Linked DNA regions of Mus musculus: region 1 is linked to region 2. A link is a contact called in ENCODE Hi-C or POLR2A ChIA-PET data. All regions are on one chromosome and are shown on one strand. Each heading gives the region's core, a stretch centred on a gene start or an enhancer-like site at or near the end of the contact. The rest is flanking DNA. Distances are from core to core; before and after follow the strand shown. Region 1 overlaps Rarg (retinoic acid receptor, gamma). Region 2 holds the start of Espl1 (extra spindle pole bodies 1, separase).

Region 1 (5,655 bases), core at 984-3,483, 47 kb before region 2:
CCGGCTATCCTTCCTCTACCGAGGGCTGGGCCGCCTCCCTCAAAGTCCCCAAAGCTCTATCCCGCGACTGACACTCCCAAAGTGCCTCGGGTAACCTCCCTCATTGCCCTCTCCCAGAACCTGACTTCAGTTTTAGAGCACAAACTGCCCCCTAAACTGTCCCTACAGTCCCAAACTTGCGACTCAGACGAAACTGATCCCTCCCAATGACAACTGCCCCCACCCCGAGTTTCCACTGTGCTAAGGGCTTCCCCCGCCCCTTCGCAGTAACTGCCCTGCTGGTCATTCACGGCTCAGGGTCACTTATACCCCACCATAGGAAATAGCTGCCCCTCCCTCAGTGCCACCTCCAGTGCCCCCCTGGGCGCTCGAGGGAGGGGGTTGGCCACGTCAGAAGTTTGCCCTTGCCTGGCCGCGTCGAATCGGGGACCCTGGCCCCGGGACAACGCCAGTGGCGGCGACTCCCGGAAACCGCCCCCTCCCCCGCGCCCCGCCCGCCGGCCGCCCGACCGCCCGGCGGGCCGGCCCAGCCGGCTCTGTCAGCGCTGCTCACACGGGGAGCGCCCGGGAGCGGGAGCGGCGCCCGGCCCGACCCCTTCCCCCGCCCGGCGGCTGTGGCTGAGCCAGGGTGGGGCGCACTTTTCTAAGAATCTGCTGTACCGAGTCGGGGTCGCACTGGGGTGCTGAGAGAGTGGGGCGCCTGTTGGAAGAATAAAAAGCAGGAAGGGGTGCCAGAGTAGGCAAAGAAGGCGGGAACGGGGGAGGGGAACGGGAGGCTGCCAGGGACTCAGGGGGCAGGGCTGAAGAGGAGGGCCTAAAATGCGGATGGCGATGGTGGGCTGGGGTGGACTGGCAAACTGGGAGCTTGCAGCAGGCACGAAGACAAGATCTTTCCAACCTAATGTGAACTTTCCCATAATGTCCAACACTCCATTTCTGAATCCAACCGTACCCACACCCCCCCCCAAAAAAAAAAAACAGAAAAAAATAAAGTCCGGGACTAAGTATCTGAATTGGAATAGAACCAGTAGGCAAAAAAAGTAGAAAATGAAGAGTACCCCCCCACACAAAAAAAAGCAACATGAAAAAAGAGTCTTGACGAGTCAACTTCAGGCTTGTAAGTTCCCCTTCCCCCTCCGAAATCTGAAAGGTCCCAATTAAGTCAGGCCTGCCTGGTTGGTAATTAGAACCAGAAGTGGCCAGGCCACAGGGAGGGGGTTGGGAGAAGGGCACAAAAGTGTGGGGGGGGGGGCTCCAGGAAGCCATGAGTTCTCAAAAGCCCCCCTTTCTCTCCACCAGATGCACCCCAGTCTTCATCACCCCATCTGTGTGTACTTTGCGAGCATTACTGGGAAAAGGTACTAAGGTATCAGACCAGTCTATGCCATCAGTCCCAGCCCTTGCTCAAGACACAGTATAGCCTTGACTAGAAAGCAAAATGGGGGGAATCTAGTGCCCCTCTTTTCCCCAAAGCACCCCCCAACCCTTATTGCAGCAATTAGACCCATTAGCCTCTAGCATTTCATGGGAACCAGATGTTCCCCACCAGCCTTGGTGGGGGCATGAAGGGGGGGCTGGTGCCTGACTCACCCCCTTCCCTATGATCCCCACCACCAGGGTGCACCCCCCTCCCAGCTAGATCCTGGAAAAGCTATGGTCCCGGGGGAAAGAATGTGCCCCTCCCCCACTGAGAAGGCCAACAGCACTGAGGCTTCTAGCCTGGTCACCCCTCAGAGCTCTACCAGTTCCTGGCAAAAAAAAAAAAAAAAAAAATGTGAGTTTGGCCTGGACTGGGTTGGGGGAGCGGGACAGCGAAGTCCTCTCTCTCTCTCTCTCTCTCTCTCTCTCTCTCTCTCTCTCTCTCGGTCTTGCTACCTTTTCGTGAGGTTTGAGGATCACACACTTGGAGTTCTCCCTGCTTAATAACCCTCCCTTTCTTCCAAAAATCTCACTCTAAAAACTGAAGAGGTATTTCAAACCAAAGTCGGCCCCGCCCAAAAGGGTAAGTCCTAAAGGGATAGGTCCCACCTGAGGAGCTCTGGGAGGGGTCTTTCGAAGACAAGAAGAGGGGGTGGCAGAGGGAGGTGTGAAAGAGAGGGTGAGGCCCAAGGCGAGGACGTGAGGCACTCTTGGCAGGGTGGGGGCTGGGACAGGGTAGGGGGCCAGGAGAGGGGGGGTGCCGCCTGGGCCCCAGCAGCGGCAGCAAGCTCGGCTCCCCCCGCCGGAGAGGTTTCCTGTTGCAATCAAAGCCCCGTTTGTGTCGGCCTGGGGCTGGAGTTGGAGCCGGAGGAGGAGGAGAGACTGGGAGGGGAGGAGAAAGAGGCAGCCACTGGGGTTTTTTTCCTGGAGGAGACTTCGCTGCCGCCTGCTTGCCTGCCACCCTCATCTGCCATGACTTTCTTTCCTTACTTTTTTCCCTTGTGCCTCCTGGCCCCTCTCTGGGTCTGCACCTGTATAGCTGCCCCTCTGGACTAGGTCTGGGCATCTCCAGCTTCAACCCTTTTCTCCTTGTGCCAGTCTGCTCTCAGTGTCCCTGCCCCACAGACACTGGCCCCACCACCATGGCGACTATTACCGCCACAATACTTGAAGGACAAACTGGGCCAGGTCTTCAAGACCACAGGATCCTTTCTCTGCTGGTACACTCTGCCCCTGTAATCTGGAAAAGCAAATAGACTACACATCAGTGTTCGTGAGAGATACACGGAGGTCCAGACACTTGGCCTTTCATTCGCAGGCCTGTATGCACGCATGCATGCATACACACGGGTGCGCGTGCACTCCCTCCGTTTTTCATGCACACAGGTCTATGCTTGCCTAGCTCGGCAGCTCAGGCTCCCCTCTCCTCTCCCCTCCTCCATGACAGGGTTCTATGATGCCTGCCTCACCCACTGAGGCCCCAGGAGAGCCCCAAGAGGTGGAGCAAGATTTCTTCTCACCAAGGATATCCCCAAGGTGCCAGGGGCTGACTCTTCAATCCAAAATCCAGCCCCCAAGGAGAAGCTTCAGGCCCCTCCTTAAACCATCCCTTCTTATCCTGAGAAAGAAAGAGGGTGGTACACTGAATATGAGAGATAGAGGCTCCTTGCAGTGTAGGTGAGTATGGGTGTGTCGTCATCAGATTTATGGCTCTGATCCACCCCTCCCATTTATGATTAGATGGCTACATCCAAAAAGGGACAGCGGATCAAAGCAAAGGAGAGATGTCACTCTCTCATCCTCTGGTCCATTACTCTCCCACCAAGAGAGGGTCCCTAAACTCCAGGATTCCTTCTTCCCTTCAGCTGGACGCCCCACCCCAAGCACACTGTCTGGACCCAGGCCTTCTCCTCCTCCCTACCCCACCTGCTACCTCTCTGCCTGGGCCTGTCCCTCCATGCTAGCCCGCCACACCCTCCTCAGCTGCCTTCCCTGGTGTTGGTGCTCTCCTTCAGGGTGACCTTTGAGGATGGGGCTCAGCCTGCTGCTTTTGATACCGTGACCTCACTTTGAACCCTGACCTCCATCTCCCTGTATCTAGGATACAAAGAACACAAGGAGACTTTCACTGGGTACCAGCCATGTCTCTTAGCGTCCTTCCTACCACCAGCTTTTCCCATCTTCCTTTCTGACTTCAGCTCCTTTAAGTCACCTCCCATAGAACCTGGGGAAATCAAGTCGGAAGACTCTATGATTAGGCTGTGTGGTTCTCTGCAAGGAATACGTTTCACGGGAGTTAAGGCTTATTCCCACTGCCTGGTGTCAGGCAGGTTCACAGAATGACACTCAGAGAGTCCAGCTGAAGTTTCCAAACACACACCCTGCACACCACACTGTAACCTCCGTTGTATTACAGCCACACAAGTAGCCCCTACATTCTTGATATTCAACCCTCCTGATTCTTCACAGTTTTTGTTGCATACACTGGAGTTCTGTGCAGAAGCAGTCTTCGAGATGCTGTGTACGCATACACTACAAGTGGACTGGGAGACAAACACACACACTCCAGATAAAGTCACCCCTATATACGAAGCACACCAGTGTCCCCACTTTGCCTTAAAGGCCCTCCTTCTCTTTGGCTCAGTGTCCCGGCTACACCTTTATTGTTATTGTTGCCGCTGCTGTTGTTCCTTGAAACAGGTTTCTCTGTGTAGACCAGGCTGGTCTCAAACTCAGAGATCCCTGCCTCGCCCTCATGACTGCTGGGATTAAAAGTGTGAACCACCATGATAAAGACTGTGTACTCATCTTTCTTTTTCTGTCTCTATTGCCCTGCTCCTGGCAAACCTTTCATTTAACCTCTTCTGTATACACAGAGCCCTGTGCCAGAAACTGGAGTCCGAGGCCCCCTACCACACCCCTGTCTGTCATGTCCTGGTCAGGAGTGACAATCACCAAGTGGGCAAAGAAGGGTCCCAGAGGGAGAGAGGAAGCTCAGGCCTTACTTGCTGGCAGCATTGAAAAGCTTAACCTAAAGAGGACAGGCCCCAGGACAAGCAGGGGTCTGCAGCGTGTGGGGACTATTCCAGACCAGGAGGGAGGGGAGGAGTCCAGAAACATGTGACTAAGGAGAGGATACTCCCCAGTAACCCTTGCTCCAGTCTAGATATGTTGTAGACCAAGAGCTACCTCTTTGCCACTGGGCTACTTCTGTCCTCAGAACCTTCAGGCATTTTCCCATACGTCTTTACGCACCGGGCACTAAGTTTCCTTCCTATTGGCAGCCTTAGAAACCCAACAGCCCTTCTTCATCACAGAGACAGCTGACGGACTGACTTCTCAGATTCTCTAGTCCCCCGCCTGTCCTCCCGACCACCCCCAACCGCATGCAGCCTTAAAGGACACTAGACACACAAGCAAGCTCAGGTGTCCACAGGACTGTGACCCCTCCTGTGCTGAGTCCCCCAGGAGGCAGTTTTAGGTCCTCTACTTTGAGATCATATTTAAACAGAACTGCCATCCATAGATACTATCCTCAAATACATCTAACTCCACCCCCACTACCCTCATCTTTGCCCACCTTTCCAACAAGGGTGTCCATTTTCTAGATCACACCCTACCCATCTGCCCTCATTTCCTCCCCAAGACCCCTGAGACTCACAGAGAGAAGCCATCTCCTTGGGGAGGTCAGGCTGGCCCAGGCCCCGGAAGCTAGGGCTCAGCATCTCAAATGGTGGCGACCCTCTGAGTGCACCTGGGAAGGCGAATGGGAAGCCTGCTCCTGGGTAACCAGATCCAGGCCCCAGGGCACCGGGCGCAAAGAGTCTCTCCTTATTGGTGGCCATGGTAGCTGCGGCGTGGGAATCCCTTGGACTCTGCAGCAGGCGGGGGTGGTCTTCAGCTACAGCCCCCGCCCATGCCCACTGCCCTGGCCTGGGAGGCTCCGTGCCCACCCTGCCTGGTCTGTCCAGTGGGTTTCCAAGGATCCTAGAAAGAGATAAAGGAAAAGACACATAGATGACAATCTTCATGCGGATCACCAAGCAACCCAAGTCTGTGAGCGTCTGTCCTTCGGTCCTAACCCTAACCCTCCCTGGCTTGGGCACTTGCAATTCCATAGACTGGGCAGGACAGAAAGTTGTACGGAATCTGAGAAATCAGTTTAACCTCAGGTTCTAAGGTAAACAATGACTTAAGACCTTTTGGTGAGGTTCTGGGATGGAAGCGTCACAGCTA
Region 2 (5,728 bases), core at 841-3,340:
GTCTCCATGTGCATACATGACCATATGTGTCTGGTGCCAGAAGGGGTCAGAAGAGGACATATGATCCCTGGAGTTACAGGTGGTTGTGAGCCACCATGAGGGCGCTGGGAACCAAACCTGGATCCTCAGGAAGAGCTACAAGTGTTCTTAACTGTTGACCCATCTCTCTAGTCCTCTTACTTTTTATTTTGAAATGGTTTAAATGGCTTGTGTTAGCCTTGAACTCCCTCTGTAGTTCACTCTTGGTACCCAAGATCCTCTTGCTTCAGGCTCCCCAGTATCTAGGATCATAGTTTTGAATTAACAGGCCCACCTTGTAACAAATACTGTTCGTTTTAAAAATTAATTTGTTATACTTATGTTTATAGGTGTTTTTGTCTCTACATATGCCTGGGTACCATGTCTGTGTCTGCTACCCAAATGGACCAGATCCCTGGAACTGGAGTTAGAGAGCTGTGAGCCACCATGTGGGTGCTGGAAATTGAACAGAGGCCCTCTGGGAGAGCAGCCATTGCTGTTTACTGTTGAACCATCTCTCCAGGCCCGCTTTTTTTTTTTTTAATATTTATTTATTTCTTTTATGTGTAGGAGTACACCATAGTTGTCTTCAGACACACCAGAAGAGAGCATCAGATCCCATTACAGATGGTTGTGAGCCACCATGTGGTTGCTGGGAATTGAACTCAGGATCTCTGGAAGAGCAGTCAGTGCTCTTAACCTCTGAGCCATCTCTCCAGCCCCAGGCCCGCTTTTAAAAAGATTTTTTGTTTTGTTTTGATTTTGAGACGAGGTCTCACTAGACAACCCAGGCTGCCTTTGAACTTTAAGCTTTTTTAGCTCCTCAGCCTCCTTAGTAAGTATTCCCTACCCTCTGGTGGTGGGTGATGTTTGGTACCACCCTTGACTTTATAGTGCATCTGAGAGAGCAGGAGTTAGACTACTTGGTAGGCAGGCAGATAAGGGAGAGGGGCCATGGCTAGGAGATAAAGGTGGTCAATTTCCAGGATGGCTGCTTCTTCCTTATGCCCCTGACTTGAGAAAAAAGCTCGGCATTGTTAGTGTCTGCATTAAATATTGCCATTCCCACGCTGAAATTTTCTAGTGGGGGAGATGTCAGTTTTTTCTCTTATTCCCTCCCCTTCCTATGTCTCCCCCTTTCTTTTTCTTCCTTCCTTCCTCCCTCCCTCCCTCCCTCCCTCCCTCTTTCTTTCTTTCTCTCTCTCTCTCTCTCTCTCTCTCTCTCTCTCTCTCTCTTTCTTTCTTTCTTTCTTTCTTTCTTTCTTTTGATTTTTCCTGAGACAGGGCTTCTCTGTGTAGCCCTGGCTGTCCTGGAACTCAGAAATCCCTACGCTCAGTATTTTGAACCCTGTTTCAAAAAACAAACAAAACAAAAGACTGTGAACGTTCACAATGAATTCTTCCCTTTACTCTTCACTCAACTCTATAGCCTTTCTTATACAACCCATGTAAGATGTAGGCTGGAATCCAAACTTGGGAGGGAGGAGAACCTAGGAGAACCCGGAGGTTGTCCCTGCACCCTTTTCAGTGTCCCTCTCCACAAAGTCAGAGTTTTAAAGAATCCCAAAGACCCTGTGTGGTGGTGTACACCTTCAACCCCAGCATTAGGCAGGTGGATCTCTCTTAGAGGCCAGCCTGGTCTATTTAGCAAGTTCCAGGACAGCTAGGATCACGTAGTGAGAACCAGTCTCAAAAAACAAAAATAAAAACAAAAAAATACATCAAAGGCTATTACACCTTTTCTTTCCTAGTAACGCAAAGCAAGCCATGTGGGTTTCTTATTTTAATTCTCTTGAAATTTAAAATCCTGCCTGAGCTCAGGGAATAAAGGCAAGAAAGACTTAGTGATTGACCACCCAACTGCGAAATGACTGTAATTGACTGAGGTTGAAGAAGGAGACTGTGTCCCAGAGTCTTTCCGGTCCAGAGTTGTACCCGCCCCTCCAGGAACACGTGACAGACAGCGCGGCAGATAAACTACAACTCCCAGAGCGCCACGCGGCCGGCCTGCGTTACGCTTTCTCGCTGATTGGTCACTAGGGATATTTGAAAGGAGGTGCTGGCGCGGAAAACGAAGCGTGCCCACCCGGTGCTTGGTGGAGCTCGGGCTGGAGGACGCTGCTAGGCCGGTGAGGAACGGCAGCTTCGAGGGAATTAAGGCACGGAGGGTCTGGTGAGCGCGCGCTCAAGCCGCGGTAAGTGACATTCCCATTGCTGACCTGGGAAGAAACGGGGCGTTTCTGCGGAGGCTCGGCGGCCCCCGAAAGGGTGTGCTCGGCGCCCAGGACCCTGTGGAGACCCCTGCGGTGGCCTGGTGGGACACTGAGGACAAGGAGCGTCCTGGAGGAAGGAACAGTGGACTTGTCAGTTTGTAACGGGAGCCCAGTTTATATCGGCCTCTCCCCGCATAGGATTTCTGGTGGGATTCTTTGCCTGCTTCATCCTTTGAATCCTCCTACAACTTTCAATCCCTTCTTTCCTCCAGTTATTTCCATTACAACCCTTCGCAGGCTTCTACAAACCATTTCGTTGTATCTAGACTTTTGCCATGAGGAACTTCAAAGGAGTCAACTTCGCCACTCTGCTCTGCAGCAAGGAGGAGACCCAGCAGCTGCTGCCTGACTTGAAGGTGGGACCCTTTATGGCTCAGGACACACCTAGTTTCTGAGATTATCTGTGTTTTTTTCCTTTTCCTTTTTTCTTTTTTTCCGAGACAGAGTTTCTCTGTATAGCTCTGGCTGTCCTGGAACTTACTTTGTAGTCCAGGCTGGCCTCGAACTCAGAAATCCACCTGTCTCTGCCTCCCTAGCGCTGGGATTAAAGGCTTGCGCCACCACGCCCGGCTTCCTTTTCCTTTTTATTTATTGTTTTTATTTTTATTTAAAAAATTATTTTTCCGCCGGGCAATGGTGGCACATGTCTTTAATCCCAGCACTTGAGAGGCACAGGCAGGTGAATTTCTGAGTTCGAAGCCAGCCTGGTCTATAGAGTGAGTTCCAGGACAGCCAGGGCTACACAGAGAAACCCTGTCTTTGAAAAAAAAAATTTTTTTTTCCCCTAGGGCTACTAATGTGATCATCTCCTAAGGACACTCTGGTTTATGTTCTCCGTTTGGGAGAGTTATACATCGGTTTTTGTTTACGTTTTATCATTCTCCTTATAGTAAATTTTACATTCTAATTTTATTTATTTATTTATTCATTTATTTATTATATGTAAGTACACTGTAGCTGTCTTTAGACACTCCAGAAGAGGGCATCAAATTTCGTTAGGGATGGTTGTGAAGCCACCATGTAGTTGCTGGGATTTGAACTCAGGACCTTTGGAAGAGCAGTTGGCGCTCTTAACCACTGAGTCATCTCACCAGCCCTCTAATTTTTAATTAAAAAAAATTTTTTTTTTCCATACTGGGGATTGAACTCAGGATCTCATGCATTCAGGAAAATATTTCACCACGGAGCTATATCTCTATATCTGTTTTCACTTTTAAAAATAACATATCATCTATGTCTTCATATGTTATATACAAGCATATATAATATATAGTATGAAATATGTAAGCTATATATTATCTAAATATTATATATATGTTTAAAGATTTCTGAGACAGGGTCTCTCTACATAGCCCCTGGCTGTCCTGTAAGTCACTATGTAGATGAGGCTGGCCTCGCTCGAACTCAGAAATCCACCTGCCTCTGCCTCTCAAGTGCTGGGATTAAAGGCCTGAGCCACCACTGCCCGGCCTGTTTTCACTTTTTTATTTTGAGACAGTGCTCATTCGCTCAAGCCCAGGAAGCTCTTGAACTTTTCTTCTGTCTTTTTGCCTTCACACAGGCCTGTGTCACCAAGCCTGGCTTGTGTTTTGCCGTAACTTGGAGAGAGATACATGAGAACCTGTGGGGCCCTGTTTCTGCCCCCCCCCCCCTTTCTTTTCTGCTCACGCGGCTTGATTCTTTCTCCTAGGAGTTCCTGTCCAGATCCCGGACTGATTTCCCCAGCAGCCGAACAGATGCCGAAAGAAGACAAATTTGCGATACCATCCTGAGGGCTTGCACCCAGCAGTTGACTGCCAAGCTCGATTGCCCTGGGCACCTGAGGAGTATTTTGGACCTGGCAGAGCTGGCCTGTGATGGCTATTTGTTGTCTACTCCACAGCGCCCTCCCCTCTACCTGGAACGCATTCTCTTCATCCTACTTCGCAATGGTTCCACTCAGGGAAGCCCAGACACTGTGCTGCGCCTTGCCCAGCCTCTCCATGCCTGCTTGGTTCAGAACTCTGGAGAGGCTGCCCCTCAGGACTATGAGGCCGTGACCCGGGGCAGCTTCTCTCTGTTTTGGAAGGGAGCAGAGGCACTGTTGGAGCGGCGAGCTGCGTTCTCAACTCGGCTGAATGCCTTGAGCTTCTTGGTGCTCTTGGAGGATGGCAGTGTCCCCTGTGAGGTCCCTCACTTTGCTTCTCCAACCGCCTGTCGTTTAGTTGCCGCCTATCAGCTGTACGATGCTACAGGACAAGGTCTAGATGAAGCTGATGCCGACTTCCTGTATGAAGTGCTTTCTAGGCACCTGATCAGAGTCTTAGTAGGTGAGGGTGGTAGCTCTCCCGGTCCTCTCTCGCCTCAGAGGGCCCTCTGCCTCTTGGAAATCACCCTGGAACACTGCCGTCGGCTCTGCTGGAACCACCACCACCGCCAGGCTGCCAGAGCAGTGGAGAGGGCTCGTAATCACCTAGAGAAGACCAGTGTAGCTCCTAGCCTCCAGTTATGCCAGATGGGGGTTGAGCTGTTGGAAGCTGTAGAAGAAAGACCAGGGGCAGTGGCCCAGCTTCTGAGGAAGGCAGCAGCCGTTCTTATCAACAGTATCGAGGCGCCGTCGCCCCCGCTCCGGGCATTGTACGACAGCTGCCAGTTCTTCCTTTCAGGCCTGGAGAGAGGCATCAGGAGGCACTGTGGACTTGATGCCATATTGAGTCTCTTTGCTTTTCTTGGGGGATACAGCTCCCTTGTCCGGCACCTGAGAGAAGTGAGTTAAGAACCTACAGTAGGGTGGGGAGTGGCTCTGTAAATAACTGGAAATTCTGGAGCCTTGGTAAGCTGCTCTCTAGGCTGTGCCGGGCTTGAGGGACTCTAGGCAGTACTCAGCACAAAGTTCACCCTCTCCAGGTTTCAGATCAGACGCCTCTTCCTTCATCTCTCCTTCAGGTCTCTGAAGCATCTTCCAAGCAGCAGCAGTGCTTGCTTCAGATGCACTTCCAGGGTTTCCACCTCTTCACCGGGATTGTGTATGACTTTGCTCAAGGCTGTCAGGTACCATCGGACATTCTGAGGTTGCTTCTTAGAAGACCTTTGGGTAACTGGGCAGTGGTAGGGGTGCACGCCTTTAATCCCAGCACTTGGGAAGCAGAGGCAGGCAGATCTTTGTGTTCAAGGCCAGCCTCTATAGAGTGAGTTCCAGGACAGAGAAACCCTGTCTGGAAAACAAACAAACAAACAAACAAAGCTTTGGTTTTGGACATGGGATGAGGTGGAAGTCCTAGTGGACCTTGCATGACTCTTTTAATCCTTTAACCTTCTTGTTCCTTTCAGGCAACTGAGCTTGCTCAGCTAGTGGACGGTTGCAGATCTGCTGCTGTCTGGATGTTGGAGGCCTTAGAGGGCCTGTCGGGTGGAGAGCTGGCTGACTACCTGAGCATGACTGGTTAGTGCCTTGGGGC

The links. A loop is a pair of places that touch in the nucleus more often than their neighbours do. ChIA-PET counts read pairs that join two places held with the same protein, here RNA polymerase II (POLR2A).
Region 1: POLR2A ChIA-PET joins it to region 2 with 23 read pairs in Patski. The contact joins the enhancer-like site here to the promoter of Espl1 in region 2. A Hi-C loop is called at or near these places in 3 of 37 maps with a recorded cell type or tissue (CH12.LX, T-helper 1 cell and v-Abl transformed pro-B cells). POLR2A ChIA-PET finds 5 or more read pairs at or near these places in 4 of 5 experiments (Patski and embryonic stem cell).

What each region holds. Positions count from the first base shown.
Region 1 is chr15:102,247,339-102,252,993 of GRCm38, forward strand. It overlaps Rarg (retinoic acid receptor, gamma), which reads right to left. Exons shown (of 10, transcript NM_011244.4): 3 at 5,081-5,406. The coding sequence starts at 5,264. Among named protein-coding and RNA genes, the nearest start is that of Rarg, 7.4 kb to the right of the region's middle. Within about 2 kb of position 2,234, at least 3 of the 3 ENCODE cell types and tissues checked have a DNase peak (open chromatin) inside an H3K27ac peak, as active enhancers do.
Region 2 is chr15:102,294,203-102,299,930 of GRCm38, forward strand. Espl1 (extra spindle pole bodies 1, separase) reads left to right here and starts at 2,091. Exons shown (of 31, transcript NM_001014976.2): 1 at 2,091-2,213; 2 at 2,558-2,647; 3 at 3,982-5,037; 4 at 5,217-5,321; 5 at 5,601-5,712. The coding sequence starts at 2,567.